2 separate regions of the Homo sapiens genome follow, and region 1 is linked to region 2. Evidence: read pairs that join two places in POLR2A ChIA-PET (ENCODE). Cell type or tissue: HCT116. All regions are shown on one strand. Links, peaks and the distances in the headings refer to the core of each region. The heading gives the core; the rest is flanking DNA. Region 1 overlaps EIF4G1 (eukaryotic translation initiation factor 4 gamma 1). Region 2 has its middle 8.0 kb from the start of HTR3E-AS1.

Region 1 (4,433 bases), core at 52-2,551, 220 kb before region 2:
GGCCAGGCCCGGTGTGCATGGCCACCCACGGAAACCGAGGCCCAGGCAGGGGTCAGCACTGTGGGAAGGAAGCCCTGATGGCCTGCCTCTGGGTTCCTCTTTCCCTCCACAGAGTAGAGTGATTTGTTTTTGCTGAGTGGGGGCAGGACATTAAAACAACTGTAATAGGTGAGAGGTGATTCAGTGTTCACAGGTGCCCCAAACGGGACCTCAGTCCCCCTTCGCCGACTGACTGAAGAGGGGAGTCAATGTCCGACAAAAATTCTGTGGTAGGGTGCTTAGCCAGGACCGAAAGGCTACCTCTTTAAGAAGATGGGGACACGGCTGGGAGAAGCAGGTTCCCAGCACAGGGCCACTCCCAGGACTGTGAAGGCAGAGGTGTAGGCGGAGGGGAGTGTGTGTGTGGGCGCGCAAGGCCAGTCGCCGAGGGCTGGAGTGGTGGGGGCATCGGGCTGCCCAGCCCCTCCCGGGGCTGTGCGTCTCCGGCCACCCTGAGCAGTGGGCACACGGCAGCCAGCGGCGAGACCATGCGTCTGCCCTGCAAAACCCCAAGGCAGGCAGGCCGTGGGAGCGAACCGGAGTCGGTCTGGCCCCTTCCCTGCTCATTCCCGCTCCCTCCTGTTGCCTGGCCCGCCTCCCGGTGCAGGCTCCTCCCTCTCCCGACACCGGCCCCCTCCTCAAGGCCCCCACCCACCCGCGGCCCGCGCACCGGCGGCCGCAGCCCGACTCCCCAACCCGTACCCGGCCTCCGCCTCTTACCCTGACCCGCCGGGCTCCGAGAGCCGATACAGCCCATGGCCGGGCACCCAGGCACGCTAGCCTGCGCTCGGGGCGCGGGCCATCGCCTTGCAGAGGGTAGGGTCGCGGCCACACTGGGGAGGGGAGAGCCCGTGAGAGGGGAGGGGTGGGAGCCGCGCGTCCGCCGCCGCTCCCCGGAGAGGGAACCGGGCCGGTGACGTAAGCGCGGGGGCGTGACCGCCGCGTCACCACCCAAAGTAGGCGGGGCGCAGCGACGTCACAGCCACGCAGAGGCGGCCTGGACCGGGTTCGAAAATGCCGGTCCTCTCCTCCCAGAGCCGACTGCCACCTGAAGGCAGGGGCGGCGAACACTCACTAAGCCAGCCCAGTCACACTACACGGGGTCGCAAAACCTCCCTTCATGCATCCAGCCCCTTCATTTTACAGATGACACCTTCAAGCCATAAAGGGATTCTCCAGCTATAAACAACCCGAAACCCAAAAGCCTTCCCCACACAGGGGCTTGAATCATTCTGGTAGGAGAGCAGAGCCTAGCAAGGATGTCCTATCACTAATCTCCCTTTTCTCCGGACCAGGAAGGCACCTATCAAGCCCATCTGAGGGCCCAACCTTCCAGGAAACCTCAGATCCCTGCAATCATGGACAGGGGAAGAGGCAGGAGGGGTGCCAGGTTACAGGGAACAGCGCTACAGTACCAGCTCTGGGAAGGATCCCCACCTATAAACACCTTCTCTAGAGGGAGCAGGGCATAAAGCAGAAAGGCAGTGAGCTTAATTGAATTCATGTTTAATAATTACAGGCACCGTGCCCCCCCTTCCCCCTGCCCAGGCAACAGCAGGGGTGGTACAGGGGCTGGGGCATATGCCCCCAGCAGCGAGGACGGCAGTCCCGAGAGTGATTTTCAGAAAATAAAAAAAAGGACCCCAGGGGCAGGCGTTGGTGCCCCTCCCCACCCCAAGACACACCAAATTTCAAGACTTTATATATAATATATCTCTGTGCCCCAGGGGGAGGAGAGGGACACCTGGCGGCATCCTGGAGGGGGGCCCAGGCAGCCCCAAGCCATCCTGCCTCTTCAGCCACTTTATTAGTTCAGACACATCACACTACAGGCACCCACTGCCACCGCCGCTGCTGCCGCCCCCCTGCAGTCCAGGCGGCTAGCCGGGCCATCTGTGTGTCCATGGGGCTCCAGGTCCCCGGCCCCACCAGCCCTCAGTTGTGGTCAGACTCCTCCTCTGCTTCACGGAGCCACTTGAAGAAGGCTGTGACAGATTTAAGGGCCACACCCTTGCCCTGCTGCTCAGCGGGGTCCTTGCTACTCTCCCAACTGTAGAAGGCATCCTCCTTCACCACGTCCTCGTCATACAGTGCGTCAAAGAACATCCGCAGCAGGTCTGCAAGCAGGCGGGACAGCAGTTAGAGGTGACTGGCCACCGCCACCCCAGCCCACCCCAGGGAACCCTCCCAAGTTCCACTGTTCAAACAAGGCCCTGATGCACCAGCCTGACATTTGTGGCCATTCCAGAGTGACTAGGCCTCTGACAGGATGCTAATCTCATGATCTGAGACTGCTGCACAGCAATGAGTCACTTGGCCATCAGAAAAACCTTACAAACTTGCTTGGCCTCACCTTGGCAGCCTGAAACCTCTCTGCCCATGATGTATTTAATGGAGAAAACTATATTCAGAATTGGTACTCCTGAATTCAGGAAATCGCTAAAAGTCCTATATATATCATACATAAAGTCCTATATATATCCTACATGTAACCTGAACATTCACTGCCCCCCAAACAGATCCTGACAACTCCTGATCTCAATTTCCCTTCCTTCCCCACACATTTCCTGTACATACACACCTTCTCTGGCCTTGACACTTTTGTGGATGCTATATCCTTTGCCGGAAACTTCCTCGTGTCTTGTTCCTTCAGGACTCAACTCAAGCATCACCTGTTCGGGCCCTCTTTCTCCTCAACCCCTAGCTGCTGGGTAGCCTTCCCAAGCAACGTGTCCTATAACCCCTGAAACACAACCGACCCCAGTGCCCACAAGGCACCACCAGTCTTTCCAAACCAAACCTTACACTTCTAAGCCATCTATGAGATGCTGCCAGCCAGGATGTTCTGCAGGGCATGCCCAGCCTCAAAGTCACAAACTGCCTAGGGGCACAGTCACCTGCTACCCCCACCCCATAGCAATGGGCCATAGCAGGGCAGAACCTTCACTTAACCCGTACCTACACTCCAAATCCCACACATACCCACCCAGGGACCCCATCCAATCGATTATGCACTCTGCCCTGTATTTTCAAGCCCAAGTTTCTCTAACCTAAAAACAAAAAGCCCTGTTTTCAACCACTATCTTACAGCTAATAAAATATTTTGTCTACACTTGATGTTTTCCCTTCTTTCTGTCTCACTTAAGTATTTCTCAGTCCTTTCCAATCCAGAATCTGTCCCCTGCCCCACTAAATACTGTTTTTGCCAGGGTGGCCTCTATGTTTTTATATTCCAAACATCCTGCATTTTCAGGCCCACTCCTACAAACGCTCACAGCAGCATCTGGCATTATCAACCACATCCCTCTCCTCAAATTTCTCTGTCCTTGGTTCAGAGGGGCCTGTCCTCCTTTGGTCCCTACCAGTATGTCCGCTCTACCTCCTTGGGGCTGTATCTCAGGCCCTTATCACTCTCCCTCAGGCAAGCCCGTATCCTCTTATGACTTGCACATGAGTTACCCTGTGCCGGCATTTCACAAAGCTGCCTCCTGCCCTGATCTCTTCTTTTCCAAAAGGACCCAGATACCCCAGCTATTGAGCTGACATCTCGATTCCCTTACTCAAGGACCACAACTCAACTTGATCCACCGTTGCCTACCCCAGCAAATGACATCACACTATGGCCTCTAAGCCCACTGTGATTTAAAAACCATCCTGGGAGTCATCCATGACTTCTAATCTCTCACGGCCCCCTCCCCAGACCAGTGTAACCAAAAGCTGCCAACTCCATTTCCTAAGTATCTCTTGATCTGCCTACTCCTCTCCACCATCACCAGCAAGGCTGAGCCACTGGTGCTAACACTGCCACATCCACTCTCACCCCATTCCAAACCACTCTTCCCTCTATTGCCAAGATGATCTAAAAACTAAAATCAAATTCCTTTATTCCTTGCTTAAAATCCCACAAAGGCGTTTTCTTGCCCCCAGGCTAAAGCCCCAGACTCTGGCCATGGCTTACACCCGGCCCTGTGTGGTCAGGCCCACATCCCTCTCTTCGGCCCCATCTTGCCTCACTTAGGACTGGTTGCTGTGCTCTCCCACACTGGCCTTTCTTTAATAGTTCTTTTCCCTGTGTCAAGTTCTTCCTACCATAGGTAGAAAGAACACACATAGTGCCTTCGCTTCAAACATTCTCCCCCTCCCCTTCCCAGTTGTTGTGGAGTGAATTACCACTCATTACCCCTCAGACCAGGTGTCCTCCCTCCGAGAGCACCCGTCTTCCCAGGCTCATTGCTCACGCCAGTACTAACTCCAGGCCAGCACAGGAAATTGCTCGGCTTCCTCTCTGTGAGCATGCCAATGCCCTGACACATACCTATGTTCTGAATGCATAACCTGAGACATGTTCACTGAGACCTCAGTCTCCTCATGTGGAAAATAGGGGTAATACCATC
Region 2 (10,464 bases), core at 6,393-8,892:
AAGTAGAAAGAAACCTTACCTTCCCCCTGAAATAGTTATTGTCATGCCATGCAGACTTTTTTTTTTTTTTTTTTGAAGGCAGAGTCTCCCACTTTCTCCCGGGCTGGAGTGCAATGGCGTGATCTCAGCTCACAGCAACCTCCGCCTCCTGGGTTCACATGATTCTCCTGCCTCAGCCTCCTGAGTAGCTGGGATTACAGGTGCACACCACCACACCCGGCTAATATTTTGTTTTTTTTTAGTAGAGATTGGGTTTCGCCATGTTGGCCAGGCTGGTCTCGAACTCCTGACCTCAGGTGATCCACCTGCCTCAGCCTCCCAAAGTGCTGGGATTACAGGTGTGAGCCACCACGCCCGGCCCCCATACAGACTTTTTAAATGTTAACAAAAATAACTAAAATAATCCTGAAAATATATTATCAGAGAGAATGAAGATAGAGTATTGAACACATGTACAAGTCATTCCTCAGCCAGAGCCGCCTACTTCTTCCATGCGTGATGTGTCATCACCTCCTCTGAGGGGCGGCATTTCTTTAGTTATAGCGGCATTGATATCATTAGCAGTAGGATCATATTCATCAACACCCAGACCAAGTTTGATCATCCTATAGATCTTGTTAGTATGTCTCTGAGGGTCTTCCATACTGAAGCCAGGAGATGGGAGTGCAGTTTAGTAAAGCAAGATGACCAGATCCTTCACTGACTTGTTGTTCTTATCAGCCTCTGCCTTTTGCCTTAAGGTTTCAATCATGAATGGTCAGGGTTTATCTCCAGGTGTTTCTTTGCTGCCACGTAGCCCATTGTTGAGTTGTCTTACCGGGCTTGAGCTTTCATGATTCTTTCCATGTTTGCTGTCCAGCCATATGTGCTTGTGACAATACAGCATGGGGATGTCACCAGTTTGACACAACCACCTTTTTGACTTTTTTCTCCAACATGTCTTTCATGATTTTGCAGAGGTTCTCAAACTTTGTTTTTTTCTCTTCCTGTTTCTTTTTTTCTTCTTCATCTTCTGGAAGTTCCAAACCCTCTTTGGCAACTGACACTACAGTCTTACTCTCAAGTTCCTTCAGCTGCTGGACACAGTACTTATCAATCAACTCGATCATATAGATCACTTCTAAGCCATGCTTCTGAAGACATTCCACAAAGGCTGAGTTAGCTACTTGGTCCTTGGTCTCACCTGTAATGTAATAGATATGTTTCTGGTTTGCCTTCATTCTGGAAAACACAATGAGATAAACCATCTCATCACGAGAGGCAGATGTGCACTATTTCAACAGCTCTGAAAGCTTCTTCTGATTTTGAGAGTCTATATATTCAAAGATTTATGTTTTCAGATAACTTCTCGTGGAACTTTTTGTAGTTCTTTTTATCCTCTGCCAGTTCAGCAAAGAGTTCTAAGTATGTTTTGACCAAATTCTTCCTAATAACTTTCAAAATTTTGCTTTGTTGCAACATCTCAGAAAAAATATTTAGAGGGAGATCCTCTGAGTCCATCACCCCTCTAATGAAGTTCAGGTATTCAGGGATTAGCTCCTCACAGTTACCCATGATGAAAACTCTGTGTACATACAACTGAATGTTGTTCTTTTTCTTTCTGTTTTCAAATAGGTCAAAAGGAGCACATCTTGAAACAAAAAGAGCTCTTCTAAACTCTTCGACTGTCCTTCAACTCTTCCAACTGCCCTTCAACTGAAAAGTGCTTCACTGCCAAGTGATCTTCCCAGTTATTGGTCAAGCTCTGATGGAACTCTCCATACTCCTCGTTAGTAATAGCGTCAGGATTTCTGGTCCAGATAGGCTTTGTTTTGTTGAGTTCTTGATCAATGTACTTTTCCTTACTTTTCTTCTTCTTCTTGTCAGCATCCTTCTTTTCTTCTTCTTCATCAGAACCAACATCTTCAATTTCAGGTTTGTCATTGGACTCTTTCTTTTTCTTCCTCTTATCTTCCTTTTTTTCAGCCTCAGCATCACTGACTTGTTTATTACGTTTCTTCTCCACAAAAAGAGTAATGGGATAGCCAATAAACTGAGAATGCTTCTTCACAATCTCTTTTATTCTTCTTTCCTCCAAATACTCAGGTCTTCTTTCAAGTGCAGGGTGCCCTTTGCTCCATGCCCCATAGGTTCACTGTGTCAGTCCTAACTGTGAGTGATCCCCCTGAGGAGGACTCCCGAGCATGCTGCTCATGTTTATGTTTGGTGATCACAGTTACTTTCTCAGCAACCAAATAAGCAGAATAAAAACCAGCACCGAACTTGCCAATCATAGAGATTCTGCACCAGCCTGGAAAACTTCCATGAATGCTTTGGTCCCAGACTGGCGACAGTACCAAGGTTATTGATCAAGTCAGCCTTGGTCATTCCAGTTTCAGTATCCATAATAGTAAGGGTTTGATCTTGTGTGCTTGGCATAAGATTAACGTGGAGCTCTTTCCCAGCGTCTAATTTACTGGGATCCGTCAAGGTTTCATATCAGGTTTTGTCCAAAGCATCTGATGAATTTGAAATGAGCTCTCTTGAGCCAGGCACTGTGGCTCACTCCTGTAATCCCAGCACTTTGGCAGGCCAAGGTGGGTGGATCGCTTGAGGTCAGGAGTTCAAGAGCAGCCTGGGTAATATGGTGAAACCCACCTGGGCAATATGGTGAAACCCCATCGCTACCCAAAATACAAAAAGTTAGCCAGGCATGACGGACATGCCGATGGTCCCAGCTTGTCAGGGGCTGACGCATGAGAATCACTTAAGCCCGGGAGGTGGAGGCTGCAGTGAGCCGAGATCACCCCACTGCATTTCAGACTGGGTGACAGAGTGAGATGCTGTGTCCAAAATAAAAATAAAAAGCTAAAAAAAAAAATGCTGAAATGAGCTCTCTCAGAAAGGTTTCTTTGTTCAAGTAGAAAGTATTGATGATCAGTGACATCAACTGGACAGTTTCTGCTTGAAAGGCAAACATCTCAACCTCTTCTTCCTCCATCGGTTGGTTTTGGGTCTGGGTTTCCTCAGGCAGCTTGGCTAAGGGACCACAGGGCTCTGCAGTATAGCAGCACCAGGATGCTAAAGCATGCAGGCCTCTTGAATTTCTATACGAATTTTAGAATCAGCTTGTCAATTTCTGCAAAAAAAAAAAAAAAAAAAAAAAAGACAGCCAAGATTCTGATACAGATTGCATTGAATCTGTAGATCAATTTGGGGAGTAATGGCATCTTCAGAGGATTTAAGCTTTCCAAATCTTAAACATGGTATATCTTATCTTTCCATTTATTTAGATCTTCTTTAATTTTTTTCAACAGTGTTTTTTAGTTTTCAGTATACAAGTGTTGCACTTCTTTTGTGAAGTTTATCCCTAAATGCCTTATTTTTTTAAAAATGATTCTTAATTTTATTTTCAGAATGTTTATTGCTAGTATATATAAATACAATACTTTTGGTATGTTGATCTTGTGTCCTGTAACCTTGCTGAACTCATTTATTAGTTCTGGTAGATTGTTAGTGAATTCCTTGGGATTTTCTATTTACAGGATCATATCATCTGCAAACAGAGATTGCTTTACTTTTTCCTTTCAATCTGGATGCCTTTTTATTTATTTTTCTTTTTTTCTTTTAGACTGTTCGCTCTGTCGCCCAGGCTGGAGTGCAGTGGTGAGATCTTGGCTCACCGCAACCTCCACTTTCTGTGTTAAAGCGATTCTTCCGCCTCAGTCTCCCAAATAGCTGGGATTACAGGTGCCCATCACCATGCTTGGCTAATTTTTGTATTTTTAGTAGAGATGGGGTTTCACCATGTTGGCCAGGCTGTTCTCCACTTCCTAACTTCAAGTGATCCACCCACCTTGGCCTCCCAAAGTTCTGGGAGACATGAGCCACCGCACCCGGCCTGCCCTGAATAATGTTAAGTACAATGTTGTATAGAGGTGGAGAGAATAAATATTCTTGTGTTGTTCCCACTTTTAGGGGGAAAAGATTCAATTTTTTGCCATTTGGTATGATGTTAGCTGTAGATTTTTCATAGATGCCCTTTAACAGATTGAGGAAGTTATTTTTATTTTTAGTTTGTTGAGTGTTATTTTTTAATCATAAAAGGTTTTGGATTTTGTCAAATGCTTTTTCTGCAGCTATTAAAATGATCATGTGGGTTTTGTTCTCTTAATATAGTGTATTACATTAATTGATTTTCTGATATTATACCAATCTTGTATTCTTGGGATGAGTTCCACTTGTTCATTGCATATAATCCTTTTTATATGTTGCTGGATTCAGTTTGCTAGTATTTTTTTTTTTTTTTTTGAGACAGTCTCACTCTGTTGTCCAGGCTGGAGTGCAGTGGTGCAATCTCAGCTCACTGTAACGTCTGTCTCCTGGGTTCAAGTATTTCTCCTGCCTCAGCCTCCCAAGTAGCTGGGATTACAGGTGCACGCCACCATGCCTGGCTAATTTTTTTTGTATTAATAGAAATGGGGTTTTGCCATGTTGGCCAGGCTGGTCTCGAACTCCTGACCTCAGGTGATCCACCGGCCCTGGTCTCCCAGTGTGCTGGGATTATAGGCTTGAGCCACTGTGCCCGGTCTGTTTGCTAGTATTTTGTTGAGGATTTTTACGTCTATATTCATATGAGATATTGGTCTGTAGTTTTTTTGTTTTTAAATATAACATCTTTGTCTGGTTTCAGTATCTGGATAATAATACTGGCCTCATAGAATGAGTTGCAAAATGTTTCCTCTTCTTTTAATTTCTGAAAGAGACCGTGTAGAATTGGTATTAATTCTTCTTTAAGTATTTGATAAAATTTACCAGTGAAGCTGTCAATGCCTATGGGAAGCTGTTTCAAATTATTAGAATCAACTTAAGTTTATTTAACATTTTATCATGACTAGTGTGAAGTTATGCACCTTAATTTTTTTAATTGAGAGATTCCTTCTCTCTCTCTATAAACTTGTAATTTATGAAAAATGAAAAAACCCATGTTTTGAAAAAGGTAACATTTAATGGCTCATATTAAAACTGTGATTATTCAGCAAGGTAATAGTTTGAGAGTGAAAGGAATTTCTATATACTTTTAGATCTCTCTTAAGCATACCAAGCATAATTTGACCTAGTTGGTCAAATTATGAGCTTTCCCCATAATCTAGAAGACAACTTTGTCTACCATTTAGTCAAGAAACTAGAGTCAGGAAGAATGATGATATGATGCAGGGGAAAATCTCACCCCTGACATTGTAGGGGGTTTGGGGAAAATAAAGGAGTGAAAAGAGGTAAGAGAGTGGAAAGAAGAATGATGGTCAGGTCTGTGCCTTTGTTTCCTCTCTTTGGGTTCCAATTGAATGATATGGACCAGTATTGAGGAAAAAGCTTGTCTCTCTTTGAGGCTTGTGTAAAGATCAGAGCTTTACAGTCCTCCGAAGGAGTCCAGCAGATAGACTTCAAATAGAAACCTGTGAACTTGGGGAAGAGCTGCCTCTAACTGTTTGCTGCTGTGGTCATTGGACAGCCTGACTGGTTCATGTTGGAAGGCAGGGGAAATTGAATGAATACGTTCAATTATTTCCATTCTCTGCACATGGGAGAGGATTGCTACTTGTTCCTGGATTGACCTGGGAATTGAGGCATGCCCTCCATGTGCTTCAGCAGAATGACAGTGTTTCATCACTGGTTCATATAAGCAGCCTGGCCCAGGCCGCCACAGTTAAGTTGGTTTGCTCTTCTTCGAAAGAACCTTACAGTGTGACCTATACAGGTACTGAGAGGACACAAAATTACGAGCAGGCAACGAAAACAACGGGGCCAGGCGCAGTGGCTCACACCTGTAATCCCAGCATTTTGGGATCCCGAGGCGGGTGGATCACTGGAGGCTAAAGTTCGAGACCAGCCTGGCCAACATGGTGAATCCCCGTCTCTACTAAAAAAATGCAAAATTAGCCAGGTGTGGTGGCACATGCCTGTAATCCCAGCTACTTGGGAGGCTGAGGCACGAGAATCGCTCGAACCCAGGAGGCGGAGGTTGCAGTGAACTGAGATCGCACCACTGCACTCCAGCCTGGGCAACAGATACTCTGTCTCAAAAGGAAAAAAAAAAAAAGCCTACTGATTGTCAATCACATATACAAAATACCTTCACAGCAACATCTAAACCAGTGTTTGACCAGACGACTGGGCGCCACAGTCTAGCCAAATTGACATTTAAAATTAACCATGTCAGGCCGGGCACAGTAGCTCACACCTGTAATCCCAGCACTTAGGGAGGTTGAGATGGGCGGATCACCTGAGAGGTCAAGAGTTCGAGACCAGCCTGGCTAACATGGTGAAACCCCTTCTCTACTAAAAATACAAAAATTAGCCAAGCACGTTGGCAGGCGCCTGTAATCCCAGCTACTTGGTTGGCTGAGGCAGGAGAATCTTTTGAACCTGGGAGAATCTTTGGAATTTTTTGAACCTCACTGGGTTGCAGTGAGCCGAGATCATGCCACTACACTCCAGCCTGAGAGACAGAGCAAGACTGCATCTCAATAAATAAAATAAAATAAAATAAAATAAAATAAAATAAAATAAATAAACCATGTCAATGACCAATATGAATATTGAGGACAAGGGCTCCTTCTGAAGTAGGATTAAGAAAGGAGAGAAGATAATTTCTAGGACATGTGATTAGAACACTTAAAAGACTTCATGAGGCTGGGCATGGTGGCTCATGCCTGTAATCCCAGCACTTTGGGAAACCGAGGTGGGTGGATCACCTGAGGTCAGCAGTTCAAGACCAGCTTGGCCAACATGGTGAAACCCCATCTCTACTAAAAATACAAAATTAGCCGGGTACGGTGGCATGCACCTGTAATCCCAGCTACTTGGGAGGCTGAGGCAGGAGAATCATTTGAACCCGGGAGGTGGAGGTTGCAGTGAGCCAAGATCGTGCCACTGCACTCCAGCCTGGGCAACAGAACAAGATTCCGTCTCAAAAAAATAAAAAAAGACTTTATGAAATTAAAAATTATTTTTAATTAAAACATTCAGTAGATGAGCTGAGAATAGAAATGGTCACTCCTGAAAACTGAATTGTTGTCTGAAAGATTGGTCACAACACAAAGCCAAGCCACAAAAAATGGAAGCTGGAAGAGAAAAAGACAGTTTAGAAAACAGATCCATAGGACCTAACTTGTGAATAGCACAAATGCCTGAACAGCGCTGGGTACGGTGGCTCATGTCTGTAATCCCAGCACTTTGGGAGGCCGAGGCGGGTAGATCACGAGGTCAAGAGATCAAGACCATCCTGGCCAACATGGTGAAACCCCATCTCTACTAAAAATACAAAAATTAGACGGGCATGGTGGCGTGCGCCTGTAGTCCCAGCTACTTGGGAGGCTGAGGCAGGAGAATCGCTTGAACCGAGGAGGTGGAGGTTGCAGTGAGCTGAGATCACGCCATTGTACTCCAGCCTGGTGACAGAGCGAGACTCCATCTCAAAAAAAAAAAAAAAAGAAAAAAAAAAAGAAATGCCTGAACAGAAAAAGAACAGATGGAAGAGAGTAAGTAGAGTGTTACTTATATCCTAGAAAAAATTCCCCAAACAGAAGAAAGATTTAAATATTCACATTGAAAAAGGTCACTGAGACACAGAAAGGATTAGTGAAAACACACATTTGACATAACCTAGTGAAATTCAAGCGTCTGTAATCGCCAATGGGGTCACCTTGCCTGCTGCCTAGACAGAGCCAACTCATCAAGACAGGGAAATTGCAATAGAGGAAGAGTAATTCATGCAGAGCCTGCTGTGCGGGACACTGGAATTTTATCAGCCTCCCTGAGCATTCGGGGATCAGAGTTTTTAAGGACAACTTGGTGGGTTGGGGGAAGCCAGTGAGCCAGGAGTGCCGATTGGTCAGATCAGAGATGAAATCATGTGAAGTTGAAGCTGTCCTCTTGTGCTGAGTCAGTTCCTGGGTCGGGGCCACAAGATCAGATGAGTCAGTTTATCGATCTTGGTGGCCAGCTGATTCATTAAGTGCAGGGTCTGCAAAATACCTTAAGCACTGATCTTAGGAGCAGTTTAGGGAGGGTCAGAATTTTGTAGCCTCCACCTGCATGACTCCTAAACCATAATTTCTAATCTTGTGGCTAGTTCGTTAGTCCTATAAAGGCAGTCTAGTCCCCAGGCAAGAAGGAGGTTTGTTTTGGGAAAGGGCTGTTATCGTTTTTATTTTATTTTATTTTATTTTATTTATTTTTTAATTTTAATTTTTTTAAAATTTTTGTTTATTTATTTATTTTTGAGACGGAGTCTCCCTCTATTGCCCAGGCTGGAGTGCAGTGGCACAATCTTGGCTCACTGCAACCTCTGCCTCCTGGGTTCAAGTGATTCTCCTGCCTCAGCCTCCCAAGTAGCTGGGACCACAGGTATGTGCCACCATGCCCCGCTAGCTTTTGTATTTTTAGTACAGATGGAGTTTCACCATATTGGCCAGGCTGGTCTATTATTTTTATTTTTATACAGGCATGAAACGCTGTGCCCAGACCATACTGTACCTTTTGATATTTGTACCTTGTATGTATATTACTCTTCCAAAAATGAATCAAGAATTAATGAAAGAGATGTGCGAAAATATACTAGGCAAAAGCAAGATTTGCAACACTATCCTACAAATGGAAATCATGTTCAAAACACATTGAACAGAACAAATAGTGACAATATATGAGGATAAAATCAGGCACAATTCAAGAAGATATAATAACCATACATTTTTATGCATCAAATCACATAGCTGTCAAGCATATAAAAGGAAAACTACAAGTACCCAGAGAACATGGATAAAATACTTTTGAACTTTAACAGACCACACAGACAAAAATAAGCTATGATATAGAGGATTTGAATAATGTAATAAATAAGCTCTATTTAGTAGATGCATATAGAGAGAATATATACTTTTTTTAAAAAAAAGAACACCTAAGAACACAAATATATACTTTTTAAATGTCCTGAAACAAAGCTTGTTACAGAACCAATCATGCATTCAGCCAGAGAAAAAGCTTTTTTTTTTTTTTTTTTGGGACAGAGTCTCCCTCTGTCTTCCAGGCTGGAGTACAGTGGTGTGATCTTGGCTGACTGCAACCTCCACCTCCTGGGTTCAAGTGATTCTTCTGCCTCAGCCTCCTGAGTAGCTGGGACTACAGGCATGCGCCACCACGCCCAGCTAATTTTTGTATTTTTAGTAGAGACGGGGTTTCACCGTATTGGCCTGGCTGATCTCGAACTCCTGATCTCGTGATCCACCCGCCTTGGCCTCCCAAAGTGCTGGGATTACAGGCATGAGCCACTGCGCCTGGCCAAGAAAGCTTTATAAATCCAAAAAGGTTTAAATTTATACACCATGCTCTCTGATCATAAACCAAGAAACTAGAAATTAACAATGAAAGGATAACAATAACAAAAATCCCTTATCCATAGATATGAAGACACATTCTCCCAAATAGCCTTTATTTCTATTTTTATTTTTTTTGAGACAGGGCCTTGCTTTGTCGCTTAGGCTGGAGTGCAGTGCAACAATCAGAACTCACTGTAGCCTTGATCTCCTGGACTCAAGCAATCCTCCCACTGCAGCCTCCTGCACAGTGGGACTGCAGATGTGTGCCATACATGCCTGGCTAATTTTTTTTTTTTCGTAGAGATGGGGTCTCGCTATGTTGCCCAGGCTGGTCTTGAACTCCTGAGCTCACACAATCCTCCCACCTCAGCCTCCCAAGCTATTGGGATTATAGGCATAAGCCATTGCATCTGGCCCCAAATAGCCTTTATATCAGAGAGAATTAAAACAAATTATGAATTGTCTACAAAGTAATGAAGAGGAGATCACCTTATTCTAAAACCTATGGGATACAGCTTAAGCTGTTCAGAGTAAAATCAATAGAAAGACTGAGAACACTTTAATGGAGAATTCAACTTGGAAAACCAGAAAAAGAATAACATGAAACATAATAAATTAGGAGAGTGCTAAAATGAGATCAGTACAAGATAATGGAAAAGATAAAAGAATCTACTAGTAAGAAAATATTTCTGAAAACACCTAAGAGAATTAAAACTTCTCAAACCCAACAGTTGTCACTTCAGTCTTGGGAGAGAGGATCGTTCCTGATGACATGGAAGCTTTATCACAATCAAAGAGTCAAAGAAATGTACAGGTTATGTTTTAAAACTATCAGTTCTGGTTAGTTTTCTTTCTTTTTTCTTTTCTTTCTTTTTTTTTTTTAATGGAGTTTCATTCTTGTTGCCCAGGCTGGAGTGCAATGGCACTATCTCGGCTCACTGCAACCTCTGCCTCCCGGGTTCAAGGGATTCTCCTGCCTCAGCCTCCTGAGTAGCTGGGATTACAAGCACACACCACCACACCCAGCTAATTTTGTATTTTTAGTAGAGATGTGGTTTCTCCATGTTGGTCAGGCTGGTCTCCAACTCCTGACCTCAGGTGATCCACC

The links. Peaks named below come from ENCODE experiments on the same cell type or tissue, not always from the same donor. Only the 100,000 strongest peaks of a DNase experiment are listed, where the experiment ranks them.
Region 1: POLR2A ChIA-PET joins it to region 2 with 5 read pairs; 2 of 35 experiments call an interaction of 5 or more read pairs at or near these places.

Annotation. Positions count from the first base shown.
Region 1 is chr3:184,332,450-184,336,882 of GRCh38, reverse strand. EIF4G1 (eukaryotic translation initiation factor 4 gamma 1) reads right to left here. Exons shown (of 33, transcript NM_198241.3): 33 at 1,530-2,156. The coding sequence ends at 1,975. It also overlaps a transcript of FAM131A not described here. Among named protein-coding and RNA genes, the nearest start is that of FAM131A, 2.9 kb to the left of the region's middle. RefSeq lists silencers at 540-609, 533-733, 650-1,079 and an enhancer at 2,050-2,199. In HCT116, for the core only: no CTCF peak of the experiment used is centred there; a DNase peak (open chromatin) is centred at 1,002; H3K4me3 peaks cover 1,288 bases; H3K27ac peaks cover 2,329 bases.
Region 2 is chr3:184,107,901-184,118,364 of GRCh38, reverse strand. It overlaps the pseudogene HSP90AA5P. Among named protein-coding and RNA genes, the nearest start is that of HTR3E-AS1, 8.0 kb to the right of the region's middle. In HCT116, for the core only: no CTCF peak of the experiment used is centred there; a DNase peak (open chromatin) is centred at 7,884; H3K4me3 peaks cover 710 bases.